Regions from separate parts of the Homo sapiens genome. Here regions 2 and 3 are each linked to region 1. The links are chromatin contacts, found by Hi-C or POLR2A ChIA-PET in ENCODE. All regions are on one chromosome and are shown on one strand. Each heading gives the region's core, a stretch centred on a gene start or an enhancer-like site at or near the end of the contact. The rest is flanking DNA. Distances are from core to core; before and after follow the strand shown. Region 1 holds the start of PPAN (peter pan homolog). Region 2 overlaps DNM2 (dynamin 2). Region 3 holds the start of LDLR (low density lipoprotein receptor).

What was found. A loop is a pair of places that touch in the nucleus more often than their neighbours do. ChIA-PET counts read pairs that join two places held with the same protein, here RNA polymerase II (POLR2A). Pooled maps may share reads with other maps.
Region 2: a loop to region 1 is called in a pooled map, with 2.4 times the contacts of the local background. The contact joins the enhancer-like site here to the promoter of PPAN in region 1. A Hi-C loop is called at or near these places in 4 of 50 pooled maps. POLR2A ChIA-PET finds 5 or more read pairs at or near these places in 2 of 52 experiments (activated CD8-positive, alpha-beta memory T cell and naive thymus-derived CD8-positive, alpha-beta T cell).
Region 3: a loop to region 1 is called in a map of CD8-positive, alpha-beta T cell, with 4 times the contacts of the local background. The contact joins the promoter of LDLR here to the promoter of PPAN in region 1. A Hi-C loop is called at or near these places in 1 of 168 maps with a recorded cell type or tissue (CD8-positive, alpha-beta T cell), 3 of 37 single-sample maps with no recorded cell type and 12 of 50 pooled maps. POLR2A ChIA-PET finds 5 or more read pairs at or near these places in 1 of 52 experiments (activated naive CD4-positive, alpha-beta T cell).

What each region holds. Positions count from the first base shown.
Region 1 is chr19:10,103,798-10,107,659 of GRCh38, reverse strand. It overlaps PPAN (peter pan homolog), which reads right to left and starts at 1,298. Exons shown (of 12, transcript NM_020230.7): 1 at 1,248-1,298; 2 at 989-1,159; 3 at 54-155. The coding sequence starts at 1,265. PPAN-P2RY11 (PPAN-P2RY11 readthrough) reads right to left here and starts at 1,298. Exons shown (of 13, transcript NM_001198690.2): 1 at 1,248-1,298; 2 at 989-1,159; 3 at 54-155. The coding sequence starts at 1,265. It overlaps SNORD105 (small nucleolar RNA, C/D box 105), which reads right to left and starts at 9; the gene lies at 1-9. It also overlaps a transcript of ANGPTL6 not described here. RefSeq lists a silencer at 1,102-1,151 and enhancers at 1,372-1,421, 1,018-1,661.
Region 2 is chr19:10,753,324-10,757,535 of GRCh38, reverse strand. The region is part of intron 1 of DNM2 (dynamin 2); the gene reads right to left. LOC124904637 (a long non-coding RNA gene) reads left to right here. Exons shown (of 2, transcript XR_007067139.1): 2 at 875-2,419. Among named protein-coding and RNA genes, the nearest start is that of MIR4748, 25 kb to the left of the region's middle. Within about 2 kb of position 2,180, at least 4 of the 41 ENCODE cell types and tissues checked have a DNase peak (open chromatin) inside an H3K27ac peak, as active enhancers do.
Region 3 is chr19:11,087,676-11,091,976 of GRCh38, reverse strand. LDLR (low density lipoprotein receptor) reads right to left here and starts at 2,514. Exons shown (of 18, transcript NM_000527.5): 1 at 2,362-2,514. The coding sequence starts at 2,428. LDLR-AS1 (LDLR antisense RNA 1) reads left to right here and starts at 2,318. Exons shown (of 1, transcript NR_163945.1): 1 at 2,318-2,909. RefSeq lists enhancers at 1-477, 1,174-1,353, 1,071-1,664, 1,665-2,260 and a silencer at 1,424-1,683.

The sequences.
Region 1 (3,862 bases), core at 49-2,548:
AGATAGGGGAAGGGGGGGTCTGGGGGAGATGAAGGGTGAGGGCGTCTACTCACAAAGTAGACATTGGTCTCTGTTTTGCTCAGGATCAGAAAGTGTGTGACCCCGAGGGGCCCAGCCACTGCCACGCAGTCCTTCAGCGAGTTCTTCTTACGAACCTGGAAATGACAAAAAGAAAAAAAGAAAACATAGCTTATCCCTTGTTGTGACAACTATAAGCTGACGGTGCAGATCCTGTTATGGTCTGTCTTGCATCTGACCCTTTCAACAAGCCCAGAGGAGCAAAAGGATCTTAGCCTTTAGAGTCAGTCGGACGCAGATTTGAGTTCTAACTCTGTCTCTTGCTCACAGCGCATCTTCCCATTGACAAATGAGCGAACTCAGGCCCAGAGAGGTTAAGTAACTTGCATCAGATACTGGGGAGAAGTCAGTTTCCAACCCTGCTTTGCTGCCTCCAGATTCTAGTCTTTTTTTTTCTAACACGGTCTCCTCCGGTCGCCCAGACTGGAGTGAAGTGGCACGATCCCGATTCACTACAGCCTTAATTTCCTGGGCTCAAGGAATCCTCCCACCTCAGCCTCCCGAGTAGCCGGGACTACAGGCACGCAACACCATATCCGACTAATTTTTCTATTTTTTGTAAAGACGGGGTTTCACCATGCTGCTCAGGCTGGTCTCGAATTCCTGGGCTCAAGTGATCCTCCCGCATCAGCATCCCCAAATGCTGGGAATACAGGCATGAGCCACCACGCCCGGCTCCAGATTCCAGTCTTAACTGTCAGGCTTAGGCGACTATCTATCTCCCAAGCTGCGCGCCCTCACTCCAGCCCAGCAAAAGCCCTGAAAGGCAGAAATGATGCTCCCCATGAGGGTCTTTTTTTCCAGCTGGGGAGACTTAAGTCCTCCCACAGTTTTACAGCGGGAGCCATTACTGCAGCTACGAAGACTAGGCCGAGGGTGGGTGGAGGCGGGCTGGGGGTGGGGTACAAACCTGCAGACGGCTGGCAGTGAGCGGCTCCATGACCCGCCGCACGTCCAGGCTGAGCTGCCGGATGTTGCGACCCGTGCAGCCTCGCGTGAACACGAACGAGTGCGGGTTCGCGGCATAGGCCTCGAGGTTGCGGAGCTGCGCCTGGGCGCGGGCGCGCTTCTGGTGCCGGGACTGCGGCGACGAGAGACAAAGGGTCAGCGCCGCGACCTCGGCCGGGACCCCACCTGCGCCACCTGCCTCCCAAGCTGCCGGGCCTTACCCTCCCTGACTGTCCCATGCTGCTGTGTCCTCCACGAGGCCTCCTGCGTCCGCCGCTTCCGGCGCTGCGCAGCTCACTTCCGGCGCCTGAGAGCCGGCACGGCGTGGGACGACATCAGGCGGGCCTGCGCACTAGGTGGCCTCTGGGAGCGGGGAGGGGCAATCAGATGGAGCGGTTGCTATGGAGACACGGGTGCCTGTTTCTAGGGAGACCGGGGCGGGGCTACGCGGCTCCGGGCTGCAGAGAAACGAATCCGCCGGTTCGAATCCCGCTTCGGCCCATTTCCTCCAGCTGGGCTAAAACCACTTTCTGCATTCCGAGGCTCCTAAAATATCCCAAAGTAAGGCTGATAATGTCCCCCGGGCCCACGAATTAGGAGCGACCATGTATGCACAATGTTGGGCGCTCTGGCGCCAAGTACTTGGGGAGAAGCCACCGGAGGGAATGACTGTGGCAATCATTCACTTTAGTCTCGCAACTCCTCTGGGCCAGCTGTCCTCCCCGGGTACCCCTGTCTGCAGACAGGCTGAGGGATGGAAACTCCACATCACCTTCTGGAAACTCAGGGCAAGGCGGGCGTTTCGTGAATAACTCGCCCCCTCCTTCTTTCCGCTCAAAGCCTCAGTCTTGGCCTCAGGCCTCTGGCTTCTTCCCCAAAACCTTGCAGTGGGGGAAAGGGACACCCCCTCACTGGGCTGAACATTACTCTCTCCTCCCCCATCGGCCTCCTCTCCCTCCTTGCTCTCTCTGGCACCCCAATTCTTCCTCCTCTCCCCCAGATGTGTCTCCCCTCCCCCTCGTCTTCCCCCTGTCTCTTTCTCCCTCTTGTAACTTTGTCTCTGTCATCAGTTGTCTCTTTCATCATTTATAACTGAAGATGGAAACTAAAGAAGTTTCCTTTCTCTGTGTCTGGCCCCATCCCTGTTTCTTTCTTCTCATCTGCCTCCCTGTGGTCTCTCCCCATCTTCCCATCTCTCTCTGTCTCTCCCCATCTCCCCGTCTCTCCCTTTCTCTGCCATCTCCCTATGTCTCTCCCATCTCCCTATGCCTCTCCCATCTCCATCTGTCTGACTCTCTGTATTCTTCAGCCCCTCTCTGTGACTTATGAAGTTCCCTCCCTCTCTACTGCCAATGGGGAAGCCAGAGGGGGCTGAGGGTGGGGGGCCGAGGGGCCCAGTGTGGGGGCCCCAACCCAGGCCCAGAGCCCAGCCTGGCAGCCTCTCTCAGATCTGGGACGACCATTTCCTTTTTCAACCCTGGAGTCCACTCGAGTTACTCGGGAGCTCAGGATGGTGCAGACCAGGGGAAGGAGGTGACTCTCCCGGCGTGTGGCTGGTCGTCGGTGGGGCCTTTGGACAGGTCTCAGACCCTGGGCCTGGGCTCTGTGGGGCTCTATGTGAGTTTCTTTGTACCCCTGGGAAATGACTGCATGGTTACTTCCCCCAGTTCCGTCCTCGTGTGATTTGACTTGTGTGAAAATGTGACCGAGTGTGTGGGAGACAGACGGTGACCTCTGTGGTGCGGTGGATAGGTTTCCGGGTGTCAACTGTGTGTACCTGTTTTGTATCTGTGCACTACTGTGTGATCACAAGAACCAGGATGTGGACAAGCCTGACACACAGATAAAGACCCACTCAGCCCACCCCATTTCCCTTTAAGTTGTGATGTGTGTGTGACCATATTTGGAACATACAGTTGTTGCCTGAAACTGTTATGTTTCCAGCTGTGTCTTTTTAAAAATTTTTTTTAATCAATGAGATATCCTTTATTTATGAAAGCATAGTTCCAATGCAGAAGTCAAGCTTTATGGTTATATATTAGGATAGGTTCAGATCCAATATGACAATGTTTAGCACTAACTTTAACATGTTAAAGCTCTGATTCCTGAATGTTTTTCTCACTTAATATATTCTCTCCAATGACAAGCTGGTGTGCTTGGCTTCTTATGCTGAAAAATATATGCCTGAATTCTATAACAAGCTATTAACAAAATCATGAATAGTTAATTAAATAAGTGCCAACACTACATGGAACTTACTGGCCACCAACTCAGAACCATAAAACTACACACACACACACACACACACACACACACCACACACACAAACAAAACAAAAAAAACACCAAAGAAAGATAGCTATCACTGTACATATGAATACTGTCCAGGATATCAGATCAATTATCAAATCCAAGGTCTCTGGTGTTTTGTCTCACAGTGTTGAATATATGAATGCTTCTCTATTATACTGACTTGTATTATTTTCAACAAATAATTATGTGGACTCAAAATCTTACATTTTTATTTCTTTTCTTTTTTTTTTTTTTTTTTTTGAGACAGAGTCTTACTCTGTCGCCCAGGCTGGAGTGCAGTGGCTCACTGCAACCTCCGCCCCCCGGGTTCAAGCGATTCTCCTGCCTCAGCCTCCTGAGTAGCTGGGATTACAGGCATGGGCCACCACACCCGGCAAATTTTTGTATTTTTAGTAGAGACGGGGTTTCACCATCTTGGCCAGGCTGGTCTCGAATTGCTGACCTCGTGATCTGCCCACCTTGGCCTCCCAAAGTGCTGGGATTACAGGCGTGAGCCACCGCGCCCAGCCTTACATTTTTATTTC
Region 2 (4,212 bases), core at 931-3,430, 650 kb before region 1:
GAGTGAGTGTCACTAGCACTACAATCATTCCCAGCTGGCAGGTGGCCCTACCCATGCTGGGAACCCCTGATGAGGGTGCTGGAGGGTTCCAGAAGACCTGTTTCTCAGCTGGGGCTGGGCACTGGAAATTCCTGGGAATGTATTACCCAGTGGCTGGCGTCGGGGGGGAGATGTGCTCTTTCCACACACCCTGGATGATGGGTTCTAGCCCGTCAGCCGGGGGGCTGTCCCACCACTTCTGGCTGGGTGCAGAGACACAGCACTGACTACACAACAAGTCAGCCCAAGCCCTCGGCGGGGGCTTGCAGCCTGGACTGCATGAGAAAAGGGATCGTGATGGGCAACAGGGCTACGAAGACCCCCCAGGGGCGCTGCTGGCAGAGCAGGGCTGAAGTTTTAGAAGCAGCCTCCAGTGGTCAGCGCTGGGGGGTTGAGGGTGGCAGTGCTGGGGATTATGATGAGGAGGCTGGTCATCACTGTTAGAGCAATGCCACCAGCTGGGATTTAGGGATGGATTACAATAAATGTTAAGCTTTAGCCAGATTATTAACAAATGTAAGCTTTTAAACCCCCCTCTGGCTGATGCAGGGCAGAGGAGAGGGCAGGAGCAGGAGGCAGGTGGGGGTGACCGCTGTGGTTCATGTGAGTGACATCAGGGGCGAAACCAGAGAGATGGCAGGCAGGGGTACGGAGGCCAGTGGACAGGCCGTAGGCAGATTCCAGGGCAGTTTGGGAGGTGGATGGTCACAACCTGAGGGCAGGCCGGATAGAGAAGAGCCAGAGAGTGGGAGGAGGCAAGACAGAGGGGAGCGCCCTACAGACACTTGCAAGGCTCTGGGGGACGAGCCCTGGCCTCTGCATCCTGTCTCTGCAGCCACAGGCAGCACAGTCAGCTCTCCAGGCCTGGGATGCTACCTGTCTTCGAGCCACACTCCTGAGGATGACAAAGAGCCCGAGGGACCTGCCTGCCAGGCACTAGGCCTGTCACGCCACGTGCCCCAGTTCAAGCTGATGCCTGAGCTCTAATCCCTTTCCGTCAGCCTCCCATTCGGCTGATGAGGAGCCTGAGGCACAAACAGGATACGAGACTTGGACAACATCACAGCTCATGGCTTGCATGAAAAGGAGCGAACCTTTCTCACTGGCTCCTGAGCACTTGGGGAGGTGCTGGTGACACTGGCGCCAACATTCTGACGGGGGTGGGTGCGAGGAAGACATACTGCAGGGGTGAGAGGGGTTGGGGGCTGGGATAATTGGAGAGGGTTCTCTGAGCAGGGGGACTGAGGGAACAAGCTACATCAATTGGGAGGCGGAGTGAACTGAACGAGGGAAACAGCGAGCGGGCGCCCCCATGCAGGTGACAGACCCCAAAGTCACCTCTTAGCATGGCCCCTTGTCTTTCCGTCACAGTAGTCACAGTGGACACCAGGCTGTCCCAGGGTATTAACCTCATGAACGCCACAAGTAGCCTTGGCCCTGGCCCTACCAGAGCCCCAGGCCACCTAGCTCACAGGTAGGGACCTGAGGGGCAGGGACACTTGGCATCTTGCACATCAGAGACGCAGTGTCTCAGGTCAGGCACAGTGGCTCACGCCTATAATCCCAGCACTTTGGGAAGCCAAGGTGGGTGGGTCACCTGAGGTCAGGAGTTTGAGACCAGCCTGGCCAACATGGTGAAACCCCGCCTTTACTTAAGATACAAAAATTAACCGGGTGTGGGGGCGCAAGCATGTAATCCCAGCCACTCGGGAGGCTAAGACACGAGAATGGCTTGAACCCGGGAGGCGGAGATTGTAGTGAGCCGAGATCGCATCACTGCACTCCAGCCTGGGTGACAGAGTGAGACTCCATCTCAAAACAAAAACAAAAACAATACAAAATACAAAAAAAAAAAGACAAAAAAAAACCCTGGCCGGGTGTGGTGGTGGACACCTGTAATCGCAACCACTTGGGAGGCTGAGGCAGGAGAACCGCTTGAACTTGGAAGGCAGAGGTTGCAGTGAGCTGAGATCGCGCCACTGCACTCCAGCCTGGGTGACAGAACGACTCTGTCTCAAAAAAAAAAAAAAGACAAATGCAGCATCTCAGAAACCATGCGGCGCTGGCTAGACACTGAATCACCAGCAGCGGCGGTGACAGCACGTGCCCCTCACAACAGTGCCCCTGCTCCATCCTTTCAATGACTATTTTTGAAGTGTGCAAGTGGAAGATGTCAACGATAAAACAACACAGGAGCAGCATGTGATGCAATCACAGACATCCTGTCTGCTTCGTGTGTCTGACGTTCATTCCTTTTCGTGGTCGAATCTGTCCATTGCACTGATGGACTACAGTCTGTTCGTCTAGTCACCATTGGATGGACATTTGGGGTCTTCCTAGCTTGAATTTATTACAAATAAAGCTGTTCTGAACATTCTCATATGCGCTTTTTGTAGACACATGTCCTTGTTTCTCTTGCTGAGTCACAGGGTGGACTTGAACTTGAACCGGCAAAGCTAGTCTCTGGAGATAGAAATCAGGGCAGTGGTTCCCTTTCGGGAAATGGACTAGAAGGGGCAGGAGGGACTTTCTGAGACCATGAAGAAGTCCTGCATCTTGATCTAGCCAGTAGGTACCAAGGTACAATCATTTATTAGAAAATCAAAACTTGCAGCAGTGGCTCACACCTGTAATCCCAGCACTTTGGGAGGCCAAGGTGGGTGGATCACTTGAAGTCAGGAGTTCGAGACCAGCCTGGGCAACATAACGAGCCCCTGTCTCTACAAAAAGTAAAAAGTAATTCACTGCGGATGGTGGCATTCCCCTGTAGTGTCAGCTACTCGGGAGGCTGTGGCAGGAGGATTACTTGAGCCCAGGAGACTGAGGCTGCAGTGAGCCATGATTGCGCCGTTGCACTCCAGCCTGGGCAACAGAGGGAGACTGTCTCCAAAAAAGAAGAAGAAGAAGACAAGAAAATCAAGGTATATGTTTAAGATTTATGCGATTGGCCAGTTGTAGTGGGTCACGCCTATAATCCCAGCACTTTGGGAGGCTGAGGCGGGCAGATTATGAGGTCAGCAGATCAAGACCATCCTGGCCAACACGGTAAAACCCCGTCTCTACTAAAATACAAAAAATTAGCCAGGCGAGGTGGAGGGTGCCTGTAGTCCCAGCTACTCAGGAGGCTGAGGCAGAATCGCTTGAACCTGGGAGGCGGAGGCTGCAGTGAGCTGAGATAGCGCCACTGCACTCCAGCCTGGCAACAGAGTGAGACTCCGTCTCAAAAAAAAAAAAAAAGACTTAAGCGATTAACTATATCTAACTGAAATCTCAGGAAAAGGTCACAAGTCAAGGAGAACATGTTCGTGAAGATTCAGATACAAAAGTACAGGGTGGACATTCCATTAAAATTTGCCCACAGAATTGTTACAACCCTGTTAGTTTCTCAATAAGACGAAAAATTCAGATCTCAAAGAATTTTAAAGCCCAGCAACAGGGGACTAGTTAAATATAAATTACGTTCAACCTAAGGAAGCTGACTGAAAATATGTTTTCTTTTTGAAAACATATATTTTCAATCACCTTATATATAAGATATATTGCTGGGCATAATGGCTCACGCCTGTAATCCAAACACTTTCAGAGGCCGAGGTGGGTGGATCGTTTGAGGTCAGGAGTTCGAGACCTGCTTGGCCAACATGGTGCAACCCCATCTCTACTAAAATTACAAAAATTAGCCAGGCGTGGTGGTGGGTGCCTTTAATGCCAGCTACTCAGGAGGCTGAGACAGGAGAATCGCTTGAACCCAGGAGGCAGAGGTTGGAATGAGCTGAGATCGCGCCATTGCACCAGCTTGCACAACAAAGAGCGAAACTCCGTCTCGGGGGAAAAAAACAAAACAAAAACCTTTAAAATAGAATAAAATACGTGTATTTATATATAAATTATGGCCTATCCATGCTGCTATGCAGCAACAGACACACAAAAAGAGCCTGTCCTTTCTAGACATGTAACTCCCTTTTTGGTGTACTAAGTGAGAAAAAAAGAAAAGGTTTGTAGTGATCAGTTTTACTGAAGAAAGAAAAGGAAAGGAAGAAGAGAAGGAAAAGGGAAAGGGAAGGGGGAAGGGGAAAGGGAAGTGGGGGGGGGAAGGGAAGGGGGAGGGGGGAAGGGGAAGGAAAAGGTACAGAAGAAAGTCTGTACTTTGTGACTAAGACAACCAAAGGGAAACAA
Region 3 (4,301 bases), core at 1,265-3,764, 980 kb before region 1:
CTTACTCAAATTTGGGTGAGTCATTGACACGTTTGGAGCTGCGCTCACCGCTGTTGCCTGATTTTGGTCTAAGTGAAGGCTTGCGGTTCAGATTCCAACAACTTCCCTTTGTAAAGGAAATGGACAAGAAACTCCCCCCTGGATATGCCTTGAAGCCAGCTACAGCGTGAGGTGGTGCAGCTAGAAAGTGCTAGAAACACACACCAGCTCTCAGAAGTCTGGAGGAAAACATCAGGGGTGTAGTCTCCTTGACAACAGAGGAAACATCACATTCTCAGCCATCCCGGGAGAGAGAAACTAAAGTGATGAACAAACAAGGCCTTGCCTAAGACTTCCTTAACATTTTCTCTTAAGGAAGAGGTTGATTGGTGAGTGAGATACACATTAATCCAGTGCCTCTCTTTCTTTTGTAAAACTGAGTGGCAGAATGTTTGCAATCATCATCATCCCCGGTGGGGCGCGGTGGCTCACTCCTGTAATCCCAACACTTTGGGAGGCTGAGGTAGGAGGATCGCTTGAGGCCAGGAGTTCAAGACCAGCCTGAGCAACCAAGCGAGACCTCATCTCTACAAAAAGTTAAAAAATAAATAAGTAAATAAAAATAAAAGAACAATCATCCGTATTTCATTACACCCTCCCTCCCTCTCTGGCCTCCCAGAGGAAACTGGTGTGTTAGTTACAGCGTGAATTTCAAGGCAGTTCAAAGCTCTCCATCCAGTCAAAGCCAACCCCCTTGCCAATTAAAAAAAAAGTTTCCTGCAATCCTTGTGTTCATCAGGCAATCCCAATCCTTTTCTAGGCTAGGCTGGTTCTCAGGAGGGAAAGGGCCATGTAGCTGTTGTCTAGGGCGAGGCTGTCTCTCTGCAACTAATTTAAAGCCACCTAAAAAGCTCTAACTCAGGATCATGCACTAACCAGCCTCTTGTGGAAATCTAAAATCTAATCCATTTCACCCAGAGGAAAAATCGCCGCTTGGACAGCTGAACCGAAGCCATTCACAGCCTCTGAAGAAGCGAGGCCACCCCAGGGGGTCGGTCCCGGGGGATAGCTGCCCCACCGTGGCTGAAGATCTCGGCTGCAGACCAAGGAGGGGCGGGGAGATTCTGAGGCAACGTTTCAACCTCGTAAGGAACCGAGGCCTTGAGGGTGGCCGGGGGCCCCTCTGTGAACTTGATCGGGGCTGGTGGGGCGAGGGCGCCCCCCAGGACAAGGTGGGGACGGAGGTGTCGCCACAGAGCACAGCGGAAACCGGGGACTTCGCCAGGAGGGCCCAGGATAACGGAGGGCGACTCGTGTATGTCGCGGAGGCGGCTCCGGGGACCCGGGACTTGTCGTCGCCTTTGTGACAGGAACCGCGGAGGAACGCCAGGCCTCCCCTGCATCCGCCTCGCCCCGGACAAGGTGAGGCTCAGACTTCCGCGCCAGCCCCGCCCCGCTCGTACACAAGCCCCGTCCTCCCGACGCCCGCCTCCGCCTCCACCGCCTCACATTGGACAAGGGGAGTGGCTCGAGGGTGGCCTGTTGGACTACACCCAATGGAATTCGGGGGGCGGGCCAAAGGGGCGGGGGCAGGGGCGGGAGGGGGTGGCCCCCGTCCCGGAGCACGCGGCGGAATCCCGGGACTGCACCCAACTCAGGATGGCAGTGGCGCCCTGGGGTCGCGCAAAGCGGATCGGGACCCCTGAGCCCGCGGTGACCTCCAGGCTGGACATCCGGGTCTCCAGTCGCCCTCGCCCCCAGAAGGACTTAAGGCGGGGGTGGGAGTGATCCCTTGTTTTAGGACTGGAGGTCCCCACACCCAGCTCCGAGTTAGAAGAGAGGGTCCCGGCCGGGCGCGGTGGCTGACGCCTGTAATCCCAGCACTTTTGGGCAGATCACCTGAGGTCGGGGTTCGAGACCAGCCTGGCCAAAATGGTGAAAACCCGTCTCTACTAAAAATACAAAAATTAGGCGGGCGTGGTGGTTGGGCGCCTGTAATCCCAGCTATTCGGGAGGCTGAGAGAGGAGACTCGCTTAAACCCGGGAGGCGGAGGTTGCAGTGAGCTGAGATCGTGCCACTGCACTCCATCCTGGGCGACAGAGCTAGACTCCGTCTCAAAGAAGATGCGGTCCCTCACCCTGTGGAGACTTGGGGGACAGCGGTGCCCCGTTTCCCTTAAATCCCTCAGACTCCTCCCGACCCTCGCGCTCCCCTCAGCGCCCCCCTCCAGCGCCCCCTCCAGCCGTTTGGGAAGGACCCCGTGCCATTACCCCACAAGTCTCCCAGGGATGGAGTGATTATTTGTACCCAAAAAAATAAATTCCCAAGGGCCCCCCGGGGGCTCCCTCTCAACCTATTCTGGCGCCTGGAGCAAGCCTTACCTGCAGTCCCCGCCGCGGCGAGGAGCAAGGCGACGGTCCAGCGCAATTTCCAGCCCCAGGGCCCCATGCTCGCAGCCTCTGCCAGGCAGTGTCCCGACCCGGATCACGACCTGCTGTGTCCTAGCTGGAAACCCTGGCTTCCCGCGATTGCACTCGGGGCCCACGTCATTTACAGCATTTCAATGTGAGGTTTCTAGCAGGGGGAGGAGTTTGCAGTGGGGTGATTTTCAAATGTCTTCACCTCACTGCAAGAGGAGGAGTTTCGAACGGCCGATGTGACATCGGCTTTTTAACCCGTGAAGCTCTGATTCCCACTCCAGTCCTTCGAAAGTGTCGCCAGGGCAGGCGACTTGATTTGTTGTATTTGGGTCTCCGGTGAAGAGCTGACGCCCCCTCAAAATTGGAAACGCATCTTCTGAAAGATCCTCCTGAAATTTCTCGATGTTTAACTGTTAACATTTTGCTGTTGTTGTCCACAGAAGGATAACAACAGCCTTTCAAGATCCTCCAATAGCCTAATGCCATTGTCCTCTCTGCCTCAAAAGGAAAACACTAAAAATGTTGGGAACTTCCGCCACTTTCTATATTTGCCTTTTCCTTTCTAGGAATTGTGTATAGATTTTTAGCTTCCTTTCGTTGTATATTGTTTTTACATTGTTATTCCAAATCACCTAATAGACACTGATCAATCAGGAATTTAAATAAAATCTTCACAAAAGTACAGCCAAAAAAATATTTTTTGTTTTGTGGGATCCCGCCTTTGGCTGAGTATAAACATCTGAAAAATCAATTGTACGGATACCTGGAGTCTGGACGTAAATATTGATTTCTCCCCTTAGGAGAAGGAGTTGAACAAACAGAAGGGCGGTTTCCTCTCCCTCAAAGCAAAATCAAAACAAAACAGGGCTTTCACAGTTGAACTTGAACCCCTAAGCCACAGAGAGCTGGTGGAGACCAACTTTTAGAATTGAGTCTCTTTGGGGACTCATGGGGTTGCCAGAGGCCTCTTGCCAAAAAGGCACATGTGAGAAACTTGCCTGAACCCCACACAGGGCTGGGCAGTCTTGGCGGTTCCCCCAGGAATAAGCTGGATTTCTCTGGGATTTTGCAAACTGACTTTGGCAGGCAGTGCTAACCTCTCAGCAGGATTTTAGGGAAACCTAGGAGACCAGGCAGAAAAGGGACAAATTGAACTCTCAGAAGGACAAAAAAAAAGATTAATCAGGGAAAATAATTTTTTAATTATTTTTATTATAATTTTTTAAATAATTATTTATTATTTATTTATCATTATTTCCAGCTGTCACTCAGGCTGGACTGCAGTGGCGTGATCACAGCTCTCTGCAGCGTCAACCCTGGGCTCAAGGAATCCTCCCACCTCAGCCTCCTGAATAGCTAGGACCACAGGAGTGCACCACCATGCCCAACTAATTTTTAATTTTTTTTTATAGATGGGGTCTCACTATGTTGCCCAGGCTGGTCCCAAACTCCTAGCTTCACTCAATCCTCTTCCTCTTGCATCATGATGCCTCTCAAATTGCTGGCTTTACAGGCATGAGCCACTGTGCCCAACCCAGAAGAAGAAATTGATGATAAGAATTTTTGGCAGTTAAGACTCAGTTTCAGAATTCGGCCTTGGACAGATAAATTAGCTTTCCCAACCTGTAAAGGGGCCATCAAAATGCTTGAACCTACTTGGCAGGCTCAGTGTCAAGGTCAAATTGAAATAATTAGCGGGCTGGGCATGGTGGCTCACGCCTGTAATCCCAGCACTTTGGGAGGCTGAGGCAGGTGGATCACGAGGTCAGGAGATCAAGACCATCCTGGATAACACAGTGAAACCCCACCTCTACTAAAAAAAAATACAAAAAATTAGCCGGGCGTGGTGGCGGGTGCCTGTAGTCCCAGCTACTCGGGAGGCTGAGGCAGGAGAATGGCGT